2 separate regions of the Homo sapiens genome follow, and region 1 is linked to region 2. The links are chromatin loops, found by intact Hi-C in ENCODE. Cell type or tissue: PC-3. All regions are shown on one strand. Region 1 overlaps DNAH14 (dynein axonemal heavy chain 14). Region 2 holds the start of DNAH14 (dynein axonemal heavy chain 14).

The links. Hi-C counts contacts between places; a loop is a spot of excess contacts. Peaks named below come from ENCODE experiments on the same cell type or tissue, not always from the same donor. Only the 100,000 strongest peaks of a DNase experiment are listed, where the experiment ranks them.
Region 1: it touches region 2 in a loop (18-fold over the local background); 1 of 110 quality-filtered maps calls a loop at or near these places.

The regions. Positions count from the first base shown.
Region 1 is chr1:225,342,604-225,345,103 of GRCh38, reverse strand. All of the region lies in intron 69 of DNAH14 (dynein axonemal heavy chain 14), which reads right to left. Among named protein-coding and RNA genes, the nearest start is that of LBR, 84 kb to the left of the region's middle. In PC-3, a CTCF peak has its summit at 1,296 (motif pointing right); a DNase peak (open chromatin) is centred at 1,283.
Region 2 is chr1:224,928,428-224,930,927 of GRCh38, reverse strand. It overlaps DNAH14 (dynein axonemal heavy chain 14), which reads right to left and starts at 1,253. Exons shown (of 86, transcript NM_001367479.1): 1 at 1,093-1,253. It overlaps LOC105373109 (a long non-coding RNA gene), which reads left to right and starts at 1,357. Exons shown (of 3, transcript XR_949207.2): 1 at 1,357-1,418. RefSeq lists a silencer at 919-1,018. In PC-3, no CTCF peak of the experiment used is centred here; DNase peaks (open chromatin) are centred at 477 and 1,237; H3K4me3 peaks cover 2,060 bases; H3K27ac peaks cover 1,002 bases.

The DNA.
Region 1 (2,500 bases), 410 kb before region 2:
CTCACAGTACTCACCCTACCACACCATTTCCCACCGAGTTTGGGCAATCAACCAAAGAGAAAACAAGAGGCAACAAGAATGGCTAGTTTCTGGCCAGGTGTGGTGGCTCACACCTGTAATCTCAGCACTTTGGGAGGCCCAGGCAGGCGGATCATGAGGTCAAGAGATCGAGACCATCCTGGCCAACATGGTGAAAACCCTTCTTTACTAAAAATACAAAAATTAGCTGGGTGTGATGGTGCACACCTGTAGTCCCAGCTACTTGGGAGGCTGAGGCAGGAGAATCACTTGAACCTGGGAGGTGGAGGTTGCAGTGAGCTGAGATTGTGCCACTGCACTCTAGTGTGGCAATGGAGTGAAACACTGTCTCAATAAATAAATAAATAAATAAATAAATAAATAAATAAATAAAAGAATGGCTAGTTTTCACTATTCACAATAGCTAAGGCATGTAATCAACCTAAATGCCCATCAATGATAGACTGGATGAAGAAAATGTGGTACATACACACCATGGAATACGATGCAGTCATAAAAAAGAACAAGATCATGTCCTTTGCAGGGACATGGACTGAGCTGGAGGCCATTATCCTTAGCAAACTAACACAGAAACACAAAACTAAACACTGCATATTTTCATTTATAAGTGGGAACTAAATGATGAGAACACATGGACACATAGAGGGGAACAACAGATACAGGAACCGATTAGAGGGTAGTGAGTAGGAGAAGGGAGAGAATCAGGAAAATAACTAATGGGTACTGGGCTTAATACCTGAGTGATGACATAATCTGTACAACAAACCCCCATGACACAAGTTTACCTATGTAACAAACCTGCACTTGTAGCCTTGAACTTAAAAGTTAAAAAAAAAAAAAAGCCCAGTTTTACCAAATCCTAGAAAGGAGGAGGAAAAATTATGTATATAATCAAGGCATCTCTTAATTTAGTTTTTTTCAAGAACAATTTTTACTAAAACCACTATTACTCAAAGATCACAGTCTTTAAAAAATACCCCAGACTCTACTACAAGGAACAAATGGTAGAGAATAAACAGCAAAGGCACAATAAAAGCATATAGTGCCCTAATGTGTGTTATCTTAAACCCCTTTTCACTTATCTCATCAAATCCATCTTTTGTTCAATTCAGGTGAAGGTTATAGCAAAATATGACTTGTTATAAGAGTGGTTCATAAAATGGGAGTGGCTGTGCTTCTGAATCTTGATTGTCACCTTCTATGTATATTATATAATACTTAGATATTTTGCTCCCTAAGAAGTTACCAGCAGATGGCTCCAGTCTTACAAAAAAAACAGATACAGAAGCCTTGTCCATGTAATTAGCCTTATTACTAGAAACACAATTTATTCATGTGTTATAAAGAAACAGTTTATTAGGTATAATTAACATTGAAAAGGAATAAAGTCAGGTCCTCTAGGCATAAATGTGTATTTAAAATTTCATAATAAAAAATATGCTTCTAAGTGAGGATTTGCCTGTATTTCTAATATAAAATATAATTAAGCTCTTTTTTTTGTAAACATGGTTGCAAAAATTGAGTTACAGACTTTATTTCTCTTAAAAATTCTCCATTTAACACATATCTCTTTTTGGAATTGGGTCAAGACAATGGCACGTTAAGGCAACAACACTCAGGAGGATCCTAGGAGGAAAGGCATGCCCTCCCCACTACTTTCCCTACTTAAGTTTTTGTTTGTTTGAGGCTTTAAACAAAATGTAAAGTCTCGTAAGGTCTTAATCATTTCCCCAAACTAAGGCAGTTGTATGCCATAAAAACGTAAGTTCTTTGTCAAAGGTTAAGAACATGCTGAACAAGTCAGTGTTTTCTGCACATCTTAGCAGACCTTAAAGAGGCAATACTGGAACTCCCCATCACAGTTATTCTTGTTTTGGCCACAGGTCTCAGCAAAGTGCTGTTACTTGCAGCAATTTGTTAGGGAAGAAATATCAACATTAAGGTAAATGTCTAACAGTGGGGACCTACATCCTTCCGGTGGGGAAAAGTTTGTAACTACAATGTGGGAACGGCTTAAATTCATCACTGCACTGATACAAGACATTGCACTGATACAAGACAGGCAGATCTGTCTTGCTTCCGGGAAGTCCAAGGCAGCGTGGTGAATGTGGTTCCAGCTCTGGATGATAAGGAATGGGCTACCACCTAGTAGCACCTGTGAGCGCCGGCCAAGAGGAGGGGCAAGAGGGCAAGTGTGGACCCAGGCTGTGAGGGGTGGGGGTGGGACCCATGGCATCCCCGCCCCAAAAGTTCCAGTGTTAACACATAGGTAACATCATCCAAAGTATCTCTCTCTATACATATGTGCAGATAGAAGGGTAAGTGAATAGATTGATAAATAGAATGTGTGTGTGTGTGTGTGTGTGTGTGTGTGTGTGTGTTTATGAGAAATGGATCTTACTATAAATACTGTGTTTTAAGTGACTAGTAAATTTACCTTTACTGGCATTAAGAAAAAGAA
Region 2 (2,500 bases):
TAAAATAATCGTTTAAAAGTATGGTATAGAGGCCGGGCGCCGTGGCTCACGCCTGTAATCCCAGCACTTTGGGACTCCGAGGTGGGCAGATCATGAGGTCAGGAAATCGAGATCATCCTGGCTAACACGGTGAAGCCCCGTCTCTACTAAAAATACAAAAAAATTAGCCGGGCATGGTGGAGGACGCCTGTAGTCCCAGCTACTCCGGAGGCTGAGGCAGGAGAATGGCGTGAACCCGGGAGGCGGAGCTTGCAGTGAGCCCAGGTCGCGCCACTGCACTCCAGCCTGGGCGACAGAGCGAGGCTCCGTCTCAAAAAAAAAAGTATGGTATAGTAAATACATAAGCAAGTAACATACTCATCTGTTATTATCAAGTACTATGTACTGTACATAATTGTATGTGCTACTCTTTTATGACTGGCAGCACAGTTTACAATAGCATCACCACAAACACATAATGCCTTGACTATGACATCACTAGGCGACAGGAATTTTTCAGCTCCATTATAATCTTATGGGACTACCGCTGTTATGAGGCACATGACTGTATATGTACATATATTTCCTAGCGTAGTCTATCCCACAAACGCAAGTAAAATATCCATTAGTGTCCCTAATGTAATTCATCAACTTCTTAGAAAAGTTATATCTCTACATACAAAATCACTTATAATAATCCATATATATTTGTGTTGAGAGTGTATATGTATATATTATACAATAAGTGATGGCAAGGTTTTTCAAATAGCTCATTATTCGTTTATAAATGGAAAATTTTAAAAAACTTCAGAAATATAGGACTAGAAGGGAACGCGGCCTGCCTGAGGGAGAGCAACTAAGAAGAACCTCGCGTTGAGAGCTCCTGCGGTCGGGGCTACCGGCGTGGCGGCGCCGGCGCCTGGTGGATGCGCCAGCATCTGCCTGGTGAGGGTTCCGCGCGGGGACTCGGAGGCGCTCCCACAGCAGCTGGGTGGGGAGCGCCCAGGCCCTCCGCGCCCACGCAGCCCTCCCAGTGCGACACCGGCTGCCCCACGCGCCGCCCGCCCGCCGAGGCTCTGCCGACCGCTGACAGGAAGACGCTGACGACCTTACCCGCCGCGCCGTGGTCCGACGGCCGTTGTGGCCCTTCCTGGAAGCGGCGAAGGTCCGGCCCGCCCACGCCGGCGAGCGCCAGACTAGGGTGAATGGGAAGGACCGCGCAGCACAGCCCTACCACGCCAGGCTCCGACGCCTCCTGGCCGTAACCGCCTGACCAAGAGCCACGCCTGCGCCCTGGCGAAGAGGCCACAATGGGGGTGGGGTCCCGAACGCGGCGCAAGGGATCCTGGGTGCCGGGCAGGTGAGGAGGGGCCCTGGCTCTTGCGAGATTCCACCGCGGGTACGCGGCGGCCCCCGATGTGACACCGACGGTGCTGGGGGTAAGGGGGGTGTTGGGGGTGCAGAGTGTGGCCCAAAAGTGTGCCCTAAAGGCAGATCAGATATGGTGCCCAAGTTAAAGACTCTAGTCTGACCTTTCTACCACCTGCATGCCTACCTAGGTATGGCCTAAAGGCGGGAGAAATGTGTGCCTTTGCAGAACAGGTGGCTCTGAGACCTCTGAAAGAGGTGACTTACACTTAAGATTTTCACAACTCGTGGGCGTGAATTTTCATTAAAAAGCCTCACTTACTAGTGAAGGATCGTATATATGTAATAAAACAGGTCTAAGAGGTATACAATTCTAAGGTAAAAATAATTACATATATATTAAAATACCCCATTTCTTTTTAAAGGTCTTATAAAAATTTAGTAAGTTAATGTTCTATATTTCACTCACGCAACAACTACAATATTTATTGAGCACTTACTATGTGCCAGGCACTGAGCTAGGCACAAAAAATACCTGGGTGACTTCATATTTCTTGGTGGGATCCACAGGAAAAAAAAATGTAGAGATTTGTTGGGGCCTATTACATCTAAGGCTGTGTTTAATATTTTAAAAATCAGCTTCCCATTTTTGTTACAATATTTAATAAGTTTAAATATATAACCATTCGGCATATTACAGTAAAATCTATGTATGAATTTGAGTCTTTGAGACGCTGTTTGGTAAGAGGGTTTAGGTATTGGGGGTAAGGAAATATGTCACTTTAAAAAGGAAAAACATTTTGGAAATAATGTTTTTATATGCCAATAATCATTTCCATTTGAATAAAATTGGCCAAAAAGTTGAGAGTCGTAACTTAAAAAAAATCAGTCAATAGACTGTCTAAAACAAAATAAGATCAACAAAAAAGACAGACTATGAAGGGCCGCCTGAGTTCACATCCAGTGTTCCTTATCTCAGTAAATAGCAATTCTATTTGCTTAAACCAAAAATCACTGGCGTTATCCTTGACATTTCCCACTCCCTTACCTTATATAGGCTTATTCTTTTTTGTATAACTTACTATAAAAGTGAATAAAGTATATCTATAGTATTTCATCTTAACTTGATTGGTTTTAGTAATCTATTTTTTTA